Regions from separate parts of the Mus musculus genome. Here region 2 is linked to region 1. Evidence: chromatin loops called from intact Hi-C (ENCODE). Cell type or tissue: left cerebral cortex. All regions are shown on one strand. Links, peaks and the distances in the headings refer to the core of each region. The heading gives the core; the rest is flanking DNA.

The links. A loop is a pair of places that touch in the nucleus more often than their neighbours do. Peaks named below come from ENCODE experiments on the same cell type or tissue, not always from the same donor. Only the 100,000 strongest peaks of a DNase experiment are listed, where the experiment ranks them.
Region 2: a loop joins it to region 1, with 2.3 times the contacts of the local background. A loop is called at or near these places in 7 of 42 quality-filtered maps.

What each region holds. Positions count from the first base shown.
Region 1 is chr12:56,528,713-56,534,464 of GRCm38, reverse strand. Nkx2-1 (NK2 homeobox 1) reads left to right here. Exons shown (of 3, transcript NM_009385.3): 3 at 685-2,530. The coding sequence ends at 1,430. It overlaps Sfta3-ps (surfactant associated 3, pseudogene), which reads left to right and starts at 5,045. Exons shown (of 7, transcript NR_045082.1): 1 at 5,045-5,657. In left cerebral cortex, for the core only: no CTCF peak of the experiment used is centred there; a DNase peak (open chromatin) is centred at 2,132.
Region 2 is chr12:56,614,877-56,620,628 of GRCm38, reverse strand. Gm26973 (a long non-coding RNA gene) reads right to left here. Exons shown (of 6, transcript XR_872771.2): 4 at 957-1,154; 5 at 112-267. Among named protein-coding and RNA genes, the nearest start is that of Nkx2-9, 4.5 kb to the right of the region's middle. In left cerebral cortex, for the core only: no CTCF peak of the experiment used is centred there; no DNase peak of the experiment used is centred there.

The sequences.
Region 1 (5,752 bases), core at 205-5,204:
CACCCGACCACCGCAGGCACCAAGGACAGACTTGATGCTCAAGACTTCAGGGAGCTAAGGAAGGCCCACCCGGGACTCGGCTAGGGAGGCTAGGAACTCGGGCCAGAGGAGTTAGGGACCAGGAGGGGCGAGTAGAGAGAGCCGCCCTGCTGGGATGCATCCCGGTCGGGCTGCCTCGATTTCTAAAAGTCTCCCTCTGGGTGGCTTGGGAGGGCGCACAGCTCTGGAGGAGGCTCTACGTGGGTCGGGCGGGTGGCTGTCCTCACCTAGAGCCCGCAAGAGAGAAAGCCAGAGAGGCCAAGCGCCTGGAAGCTGGGGCGTTTGTAAGTGAAAACTCCCTTTTGTTAAGCTCCTGAACTTGGTCTACCGTCCGACCCCAGCTCTCTGCACCCTTGGGTCTCCCACCTGGCTTGGGCATGAAAGGAGTCAAAGCAACCCTTTTCCCTCACTGCACATTCTGGGTCTAAAGGGACACTGATACCAATGAGGAGTAGCTAGACTTTAAACCCTTAAGTAGTTCGACGGCACGGCCCGCTAGCTGGGCCTCTTTTGGGAAAGAGCACTAGGCGGCGGCCTAGGTGAGGAGGATGCCGTCGAAAGTTGGGGCGGGCAGGCCAAGGGCACAGAAAGCGGGGTTGCCCCGGCCCCGGCCCCAGCCGACCGCTGTGCGTTTGTCGCTTACAGTCTCCCGCTTCATGGGCCCGGCGAGCGGCATGAATATGAGTGGCATGGGCGGCCTGGGCTCGCTGGGGGACGTGAGCAAGAACATGGCCCCGCTGCCCAGTGCGCCCCGCCGGAAGCGCCGGGTGCTCTTCTCCCAGGCGCAGGTGTACGAGCTCGAGCGACGTTTCAAGCAACAGAAGTACCTGTCGGCGCCGGAGCGCGAGCATCTGGCCAGCATGATTCACCTGACACCCACGCAGGTCAAGATCTGGTTCCAGAACCACCGCTACAAGATGAAGCGCCAGGCTAAGGACAAGGCGGCGCAGCAACAACTGCAGCAGGACAGCGGCGGCGGCGGAGGCGGCGGTGGCGGTGCGGGATGCCCGCAGCAGCAGCAAGCTCAGCAGCAGTCGCCGCGCCGGGTGGCCGTGCCGGTCCTAGTCAAAGACGGCAAACCCTGCCAGGCGGGCGCCCCTGCCCCGGGAGCCGCAAGCCTGCAAAGCCACGCGCAGCAACAAGCTCAGCAGCAGGCGCAGGCGGCGCAAGCGGCTGCCGCGGCCATCTCAGTGGGCAGCGGTGGCGCGGGTCTAGGAGCACACCCAGGCCACCAGCCGGGCAGCGCAGGGCAGTCCCCGGACCTGGCGCACCACGCAGCCAGCCCCGCGGGGCTGCAGGGCCAGGTCTCCAGCCTATCCCATCTGAACTCCTCGGGCTCGGACTATGGCGCCATGTCTTGTTCTACCTTGCTTTATGGTCGGACCTGGTGAGACGTGAGATGCGCTTGAGCCCCGCGCGACCTCAACGCTTCCCCTCTGCCTTCCGCAAAGACCACCATTCGCCCGCTGCTCCACGCGCTTCTACTTTTTTTAAGAATCTGTTTATGTTTAGACCAAGGAAAAGTACACAAAGACCAAACTGCTGGACGACTTCTTCTTCTTCTTCTTCTTCTTCTTCTTCTTCTTCTTCTTCTTCTTCTTCTTCTTCTTCTTCTTCTTCTTCTTCTTCTTCTTCTTCTCCTCCTCCTCCTCCTCCTCCTCCTCCTCCTCCTCTTCCTCCTTCTTGTCCCCGCTCGTTCTTTTCTTTCTCCCCCTCCTCTTCTGTTTCCTTCTTCCTTCATCTTTCCCCCCTTCCTTTCTCTTTACTATCTAAAACTTGCAGACTTTTTGTTTTTTAACATAAAAAGAAAATAGAAACAGCCAAGCAAATTCAACCCTTTACGGATTCTTTAAACAGAGAAGGACAGAGAACAAATTTGGGGTGTCTTTCTGGTAGTTCAAATGGGTTCCCAAGCTTAGGCATGGCACAGTTTTGGAGCCTGTTCTATGCTTCCATGGCCCTGAACTCTAAAGACGGAAAACTTTTCTGTGGATGCACCCTGCCAGCAAAGTGAGCTTGCTTGTAAATACCAGGATTTTTCGTTTGTTTGTATGTTTCAGAAGGGAGGACAGACGCTGGAGATAGGAAAGTCTTCAGCATAACCCATTTGTACCTGACACAAAGGAAGTGTCCCCTCCCAGGCGCCCTCTGGCCCTACAGGTTCAGTCCAGGCTGGCCTTTCAGAAAATTGTTTTAGGTTTGATGTGAACTTGTAGCTGTAAAATGCTGTTAAAAGTTGGACTAAATGCCTAGTTTTTAGTAACCTGTACATTATGTTGTAAAAAGAACCCCAGTCCCAGTCCCTAGTCCCTCACTTTTTCAAGGGGCATTGACAAACCTGTGTATATTATTTGGCAGTTTGGTATTTGCAGCACCAATCCTTTTTTTTTTTCTGTTGTAACTTATGTAGATATTTGGCTTAAATATAGTTCCTAAGAAGCTTCTAATAAATTATACGAATTAAAAAAGATGGTTTTTTTCCTGATTAAAACCCTTTTCTTTTTGTTTGGTTTTGATTTGGCTTTTAATGGGTTCGGGAAGGCGGTTGGAATTAAACCTGATGGGATCCAAATTCGTGGGTTTGAGCTCAGGATTCTGACCCAGGTAAGGAAGTCAATTCCAGAGTTTCTATCCAAAAGAAAAAGGAATTTCGCTCAGTTTTGAACGTTAGTGGAACCAAAACTTAAGCAGTCCTGAGACTATTTCAGAGAGAGAGTGAAAAGTAAACTAGAGGGAGAAGTAAAGGAAGAAACAGAAAAAAAGGGGGGCTATTTTTTTAAGAGCCAAGCTTTCCTGGTTTAGTTTTTGCTTTATTTTTGTTTGTGTTTGTTTGGGGGGGGAGCCTCAAAAGCTGGTTTTACACATCTGAGACACCCACTTAAAATAACTCCAAAGGAACCATCAGTTTTAGTACATAGATTGCTTTTGTACATTTGCATGCCAAACCTGTATTTCTAATTCTCACCCAAACTCCTCACCCTTAGATTCTGTTTGGTTGCTGGTTTCCAAAAGTAAAGAATTTCTGGGTTTTATTTCAACACTCTAAACAAACAAACAAACAAACAAATGAGATTCCTCCTGCTGGGGGGATCACCAGCTCCCCCTGACCCCCAAGAACTCTCCTTCGTGTATTGTCTCCATGTGGACTTGGTGGCCAGCTTAGGCATGCCTCTCTCTATCAAGACATTGGGGACTGAGCTTTCTTTATCCCAGTACATTCCATATCTAGAGGCATAAACCGTTTCAGCAATTATTCTTTCTCCTATCCCCAACTTTCTACTAATCCTCCAAAACAAAACCAAAATAATTTTAACCGCCCTCATCCCCACCTCTGACTTTTATCAGATACATATATTGGGGGAAACCATCCCAGTTGCGGCGGGAGTCAGAGTAGAAGAGTAGTTAAAGGCAGAGACAAAAATTATAGCTCCTTGGGTGAACTGTTGTTGATTTGTATGGTCGCCCCTGGCAAAGTGATACAGGCAAGGCAGCCTGTGGGCAGCAGATGCAGGTGCCTGCAAGGGTCTGTTATGGCGATTGATGAGCTTTTAGTACAAGGTCACTCTTCACTGAGATATTCAACTATCTTTTCCCTGCTAACCTCCCATCTCTCCTCTTTCCATCATCTTCTATCACATTCTGTTTTCAGTTTTTCTCCACTGTATCTATCCCCCAGAATCTTGGGTTTGGTTTGGTTTTGTTGTTGGGTTTTGTTTTGTTTTTGTTTTGTTTTTTTAAACGCATGGACTTAAATCTGACAGTCTTTTCACTGATGACCAGGGAATTTCTACCTTGTCGTGCCTTAGTAATGGGAGCTGGTTTCTCTTCCTGAGAAAACCAGTCCTGCCTTTTGGGATATGGCTTCTCATAGCTTGAAGGTACTCTGATATTCTGAAAGGACAGTTGGTTGACTCTCCTGAGAGCCTACAGGGTATGTGTGGGGTTCCTCTTAGCAGACCTCACATTTTGGGGGGAAAAAATGAAACCAGGAAAGCATAATTATTTCTGTTCGTACAAGGAGTGCAGGCTGTTCTTGCTCAGGAGAGGCAGGTGTTGGCAGCTGCTGTTCAACTCCTAAGTGAGGGTTGAGTTTAGCCCTACCAGTTCCACTGGCCAGCACAAGCCCAGACAGGGACAGGGCCTAGCCTGCTCTAGACACAAGCTGCCCTTGCTCTCTGCATTGTAAAAGAGTAACAATATGAGGGTAATGTAGCACTCTGTCTTATCTTCCTTGGGTTAGTTGGAGTTCCTAGCAAATACATTCTTCCCCAGCCGGTTTAGCTTGAAGTCTGTTTACTTGTCCCTGAGATAGGTGAACTCAGAGGGCCCTGGCAATGAGACCCAACAAACTGGGCTTTGGTCCTCTCTTGTCATCATTCACTCTGATTCTCCCAGCTCCTACCTAGGGAACGTGTGTCAGCTACAGAAGCAATCTTAGGATGTTGACTGGGGCGTGTCTCTTTAGGAAACTAGGAGCTGGGTTTAAGGTGAGCTGGATTCAAGGTTTAAGTCCCCACAGTTTGGAGACACCTACCAGCACACAATCTGCAAACTGATCGGCATCTAGAAGAGGTCTTCTCTTATTTAAGGCTTTCAAAAACTCAGGCTCAGGTCGGTTCTGACCTCCCAGGAAAAGAAATAAACATTCTGGAGATGCCCTGGCACTGAGCTGGTGGAAGATGGGCAAGCTTTCCCAGTGAGCCGATAGAACAAATGTCCTAGAAACTGCCCCCTGACAAGTATCCCACCCAACCCAGGCCGCGATGGCTCAGGCAGTGGGGGGATTTTGCAGACAGCATCCTCCTCTTTGCTCCTCTCCCCCACCCCACCCAACCCTGCCGTGTAAACACGAGGACTTTCTCGAGAGCCCTGGAGAGCCGCTCTAGTGGCTTCGGGGCCTGAAACCCCAGGCTTGGCTTGTTTGATGTTTAGCATCCCAAAGCGGCTCCCCACCCCCGCCCCAGCCTGGGAACCCCGAGCTCTGGGGCCGAAGAGAAGGGGAAGCAGTTCTCTCAGCTGGAGGGCGGTGGATTGGCTGGGCTTAGAGAAGTGGCGAAAGCTACAGGACAGAGGCGCCCTGAGTGGGAGAGAAAGGGATCCCGGGATGGTGCGGCCATCCACTAGGATAGAGCTGGGGTCCTAAAGGCCAAGAGGCAGACGAGGAAAGAAATGTCACAGTTTGTGGGAATACACTGGAGATAGGGCCTAGCCAGGTGGAGATAGCTTGGAGCCCGCGAAAACAAGGTAAGCGGTGTCTGGGTCCAGTTAGCGAGACCGGCGTTCACGTCTGCGGGGCTATCAGGGCCTCGAGGAGACAGCGCTCCGTGCCACTGCTTAGTGCTTGGCCTTTCGTAGGGATGGACTTGCTTGAGAGTCTTCCAAGAGATTTTTAAGTGATCTGGACTGGGAGCTCCATTGGCGATGTTTGGATCTGGTTTTGATTTTGAAAGCCCAGGAAGATTCGCAGACTTTCGAGGCCGCACACTCTTCGGGCTGCCCGGAATCTGGGCAGCGATGAGGACTGAGAAGCTGTCTCAAGACCTGAGTCTCTTCTCAGGCGATCCCAGATAAGAGGAAGGAGAGAGAGGTTTTCTGACTTCCAACTCATTAGGGACCAGGTAAGGTCAATGCTTTCTCTATTATGTCTTTATCTTAAAAGCCGGCCAATTTAAGATGGGGGGTGGGGGGAGAGGGATACAGAATCTGTGTGAAC
Region 2 (5,752 bases), core at 517-5,516, 86 kb before region 1:
CTTTTATTATTAGTCCATAAAACAAATGATTAAAATTTCTGGAACCAGAGTAGTGTTTATTTTATCCTTATAGAAGAAACCAGAAAGGCAAATTTACAAGGGAAGGCTTACCAACGATACTGTGTGACTCCTGGAGTTCCAACATCTGGGCTGCTGCCGGGTTTACTGACGGAAGATCAGTTCATAATGCATAAGGAATGGTATGTTTAGGTCCATATTATATTTGATTTGCTCCTTCTAATGTTGTTTTGGAGCTTAATCCTTTGGCTTAAAGGGAACACGCATACAGGGTAGAGGTGAGTTTATTGAAAGAAATGTCTGATTCTGTCATCACTCTGTGCTATGCACCAGTAGTTCACTCAAGACCAGCACACTTGGAAACAATCCCTGATACACAGGCATGGTTGCCACATTTCCCCACCCCCACCCCCCCACCCCCGTGGCTCAGAAGTTCTCATGAATGAAGTCAGAACTGAAAGCGAGTAGTTTTAGAAACAAATTTTCATAGAAAATATCAATTACCAAAGAAACAGTCTGATCCTAAAGCAAAAAATATACTCTATTCTTATTCTTTTTTTCCCTCCACTCTCTAAGTCACCTGAACTCTTATGGGATCAGCAACCCCAGAAATTAAAAATGGCTTAGATGACAAACAGCCACATTCCAACTGAAAAATCTCTTCTGTTTAAACAGGATACAATAGATACAATAGAGCAACCGTCCAGAGGGACCTTATCTGCTCCTTCTTTGATTAAAATCCCAAAACTGTATATGACTTTCAGAACAGCTTGTCTGCTCTCTCGTCTGTGTGTAATTACACTGTTGCTTTCTTTGTGGTATTTACATTAAAAGAATAAAATTGTGATTTTGTTCAAACAACAAAACCAAAGAAGCAGCTATCACGCAAAACACCTGCTTCCATCGACCAAGGAAACAACTGTGTTTGAAGTACAGACCCAGAATGTGTGTGTCTTGATGCTGTAGCCATCTAGGATAGTCCAGTATGAACAGCCTGATGCGGTGTAATGAGCCGGCAGTGCAAATGAGCAATCAAGACACTCTGCCCAGGGTGGACACGTCAGTCACTGATCCTTATCGCTCTTAGTTCATGTGGACCGTGAGAGAGGCGTGCTGGAAGAAGAATGGCCGTAAACCTAAGGGGAGAAACGTGGAGTTAGTTCTAAGTTAAATGAGAGCTTGCTAAAAAGATGAAATAGAAAAAAAAAAAAAAAAACGGAAGTTTTCTGAGGTGCTTTCCTTTCCTCGAGCTTCATGTGACAAAGCAAAAAAATGATATTTTAAGGATAAGCCAATTGTATTTAAGGATGGAGCCATTATACAAGAAACACATTCTGGAGAAGAAACTCTAGGGTTTTTGTATATTTCCCTTAAATCTCAAATCAACTCAGAAAAATATATAACGCATTCATTACCTTAGAGATAATGAAACTATTATTTTTGAAGCCATCTGTAAAAACCATGGTTTTACCAGACATGAAGATTGTATTAACTACATAGTACATATCTATTTTGAAGTTTGGGAGACTATGCTTAAACCGAGTAATTTCTAAGTTATTTCCTAACTGAAGTACGTCCAACTTACAAGTAATTGTCTTCGGTTGGTTTTATCGATGTCGATAGTAAAATGTTTTATATGTTTGTTGTAATTTCTTTATTTATTGGTTGATTTGGTTGGTTCAAGAAACGACAAGCAGAAACAATAAGTTTCAAGGAGTCTTAAACACCTTTCTTCATCCCTGTCTTTGATAAAGCTAAACCTAAAATGCGCAGTATTTAGCCTCATCATTTATATCTGTGTTTGCCTGTAGGCTCCAGAGGCAGTTTCCATGGAAGCCCACTGTGCCCAGAAGCAGGGTGAGTGGAATGCCTCTCCAATGAGGGACTTTTCACTGGCAGTGATAAAGGCCGAGAGAGAGCCTCCTCCACACAAACGATTGAAAAACAGAACACGAAGGACATTTTTATTTTTGTTGTTCCCTTTGTGTGGTATGTGACTTCAGGGTAAACACCCATTTACTCAAGAACACAAAGGCAGGCACCTATGCTGGGTAAGGGGTTCCCAGAGCTGCAGGAAAACACATAGAGGATTTTTTTTTCTCTTTCTTTTTCCATTTTGTTGCAGGACATTTTTCTTACCTCCCCTTGAATAAGGAGAAAGATTTTTTCCCCTCCAAAGGACAATGGAAGAGTAAACTAAATAGCACAACTTGAGAGAGTTTGAATGCCAAAGTTTATCTCTTGTAGTTGATTTTTAAAATATAAAACCTGAAGGGAAAAAGAAGCACTGTCATGTGGAATCGTCCACCCATACTTTCTCCCCTGAAGTCATCAGACTGTAGCTTTAAGTGAGCTTACTCCTTCCATAACCTGATAAACTGTTCTTTCTAATACTGTCTACTTAGGGGGCCCTTCCTCCTTTAGGTCCTCTGGGGCTACCACAGTCTGTCTTCAAGGCTCGCCTTAAGCTCCAGCTCTCCTGGCTGTTCTATCCTGACTCAGGATGAACTATAAGGGTAAGTATGCAGTGAAACATTCTCAGAAGTTCCAAAGCTAAAGTGACATTCTTGTTAGTGCTGTCAACATTGAATGTGTGAATCTTTAGTCCTTGAGAAATTGCCTTAATAAAGTATCAACAAACACTTATCTAGAATGACTGCTTTGGTATGTAGTTTAAACTGCTGCCAATAGAAAGAATAATATCCCACTTTAACAATGTGCAGTAAATATTTGAAGATGACCTCAAAACAGAGTGAAGCTATTTTTAAGGGCCTTATTACAATGTTTTTATACTGTATGGCTACCTTGTTTTAAAGGCTTCAACTGAAGTGCTAGTGGTTGGTTTTCAGCATGCACAGTAAATTAGTCTGTGCAAGGTACTGGTCATAAAATGTGGTCTGGAGTCCATCTTCCTTGTCTATACATAACACCATACATAGCCTATACTAAGTGTGATCTTCTCTGTACATAACACCAACTGTGATTGATCTAAAGCCTGGATCTTTTGTTATGTAAAACTTAGTAAGAATTCTGTATTTTATAATCTATAGTTATACCAGTCAAATTATATATATACACATATATATACATATACATATATATTCTATGATATAATTTACTTATTTATAGTAGTCATATATATATATACACACATTTAATAAAGTATAACAAAGTAAACCTTTAACAAAAAGATGAAACAAAAGTAAGAATTTTAGATCTAGACAAATAATGTTTGGCATGCTGTATAGCTATTTTGATTCTGACAATTTACAAACCATGTAAGAACAAATACTTTTATGCCACTGGAAGGCATGAAAATGATTAGAATCGTTAATAAATAAACCAGTTTTTAAAATTAAACTCTTACTTGTTAAGTTTTTAGGAAGAGGAGTGCAGGCACATTTAATTAAACAGCTTTAAATGAGAAGAACCATTTTACTGAATATGTATATGTATGTATATGTATATGTATAGAGATGTAAAATGCATGTATAGTGTCTACTTAAACTACTGGATGAACATAAGAGAAAAAGAAAAATCTTTTCCCCCAGAGACCAGGAACAACAGCACCAGCAATGGAAAAACCTTACTTTAAAAGACTTATAGAGCATCTCATATCTTGCTACTTGACACTAAGCGATAAAATATGTTTTAAAAAAGATGTATTTATTTATTTTATGTCTGAGCACACTTTAGCTGTCTTCAGACAAACTAGAAGAGGGCATCGGATCCCGTTACAGATGGTTGTGAGCCACTATGTGGTTGCTGGGATCAGGACCTCTAGAAGAAGATCAGCCAGTGCTTATAACCACTGAGCCATCTCTCCAGCCCTCCTTTTGCTATTTTATCCAACAACTGATTAAAGAGGGGGAGAGCAGCTGCTGTGAGGTAAAATGCCCTGGTAGTGGAGGGCCCTCCGTCTGTCAAGATGATTCCACAGCATTGCCTCTCCCCTCACCGTATAGAGTTGCAGAAATCTATGAAACAGAAAAAGGAGGAGGAGGAGGAGGAGGAGGAGGAGGAGGAGGAGGAGGAGGAGGAGGAGGAGGAAGAGAGGAGAAGGAGGAGAAAGAGAGAGAGAAGGGGAGGGGGAGAAAGAGAAGGGGAAGGAGGAGGAGAAAGAGAAGGAGAAGGGGGAGAGGGAGGAGGGGGAGAAAGAGGAGAAGGAGAGAGAGGGAGGAGGAGGAGAAAGAGAAGGAGAAGGGGGAGAGGGAGGAGGAGGAGAAAGAGAAGGAGAAGGAGAGAGAGGGAGGAGGAGGAATTTCCTAGTAGTACCTTTTAAGCATCCGCTGTGCTAAGCATCTTTGTGTAAGATTTGAAATGTGTGAATGGTTCAAACATTCTCAGCATACCACACCTCCAAAGATTAAAACTTACTCCAGTTAGGATGTACTAGACCCAACTACAGGGAAACAAAGCCTCACAATTAAGCAACAATCCTCACAAACTGTGCTGCATTGCTGACTAAAACACTAACCAACATTTGAAAATCTAGAAAAAAAATGCCCCATAAGAGAGATAGATATTAACTTATAATTCCAAGAATCTCTTGTGTATGGGGCTGGGGCAGGATGCACACACATGTATCTCCGGTATGCAAAGAGTTCTTCTCACTCTTTTCCTACTGGCCTGGTATTGAAATAATTTTCTACACCTAAGCCTTTCATTCTCTGAGGTAGAAGAGGCAGTGAAGAAAGTCACTTCCTCTAAGAAATGCCTCCTCCTCTCTGTTTTTTTTTCAGAAGGCATAGTTTGCATGGGACAACCTCCTCAGGTGTTTTTGGGTGCAGACTCTGGGAAAGAATGGATATAAAGTTCCAGAAAAGAACCCTAGGAAGAAGGCGAATATTCAAGGATGTGTTTGAGCAGGGAAATGACCGGGCTCTGTATGACCAAGAAGTGTGACCTTTCCCAGGACAAATACATGCACACAAGGCCGGGGCTGGAGAATGTGAAGCGGGAACTGATATTTAGAACACACCCCAAATCCATGTTCTCTCTCAGAACACAGCTGCTACAAAGGGGATGCAGAGCTTGGGAGCCAAAAGCAAATATTTGATGCTGAAGAGCTCTTAAGAGCTGAAGAGCGTCATTTGCTTATTTCTACACATCAGTGTGGTTTTAGAATGTTAAATAGATTAAAAGGCTAAGAGAGGTCAATCATCCCAAGGAAGACTTGTACATTGCCTATCCTGCTTCTTCCTAAAATTGTTAAATGCGGGGCCACAGTCATCTGGAGAGTCCTTCACAAACTGAAAAGTTAACACATAGACTCCTGGAATGTCCTGCAAGGTGGATCAGAGTCTACAGACGATGAATCCCAGCATAGATAGGTCAGAGAAAATCGAGAGGGAATGAAAGTCAGAAACTAATAGTCTGAGAAATTACCAAATCTATTCGTCTTGGGAGAAAGCAGGAGCGGGGGGGGGGGGGGGAGGTAGATCGGAGAGAGAGAATCTCAAGATTGTCCATTTTGCCAGAGGCAGAGGATGCACAGGTTTCCAGGCCGGAGCGGCTTCACCTGGCACAGCTTCCAAGTTCACAGAGTCTGGGAATCTACGCTTAGGCTTCTCTAAAACTCTACCACCTCCCGCCAAACCTCTGGCTCCCGCAGGAGTTTTTTCTGCATAGAGGTCAGCACAGTCATTTCAATTTAATCTCATTTAAAAAGACATAACTAATAAATCTATTGCCAGGACCACAGAAAGACAGCCAGCAGAGTCGATCGATCTCC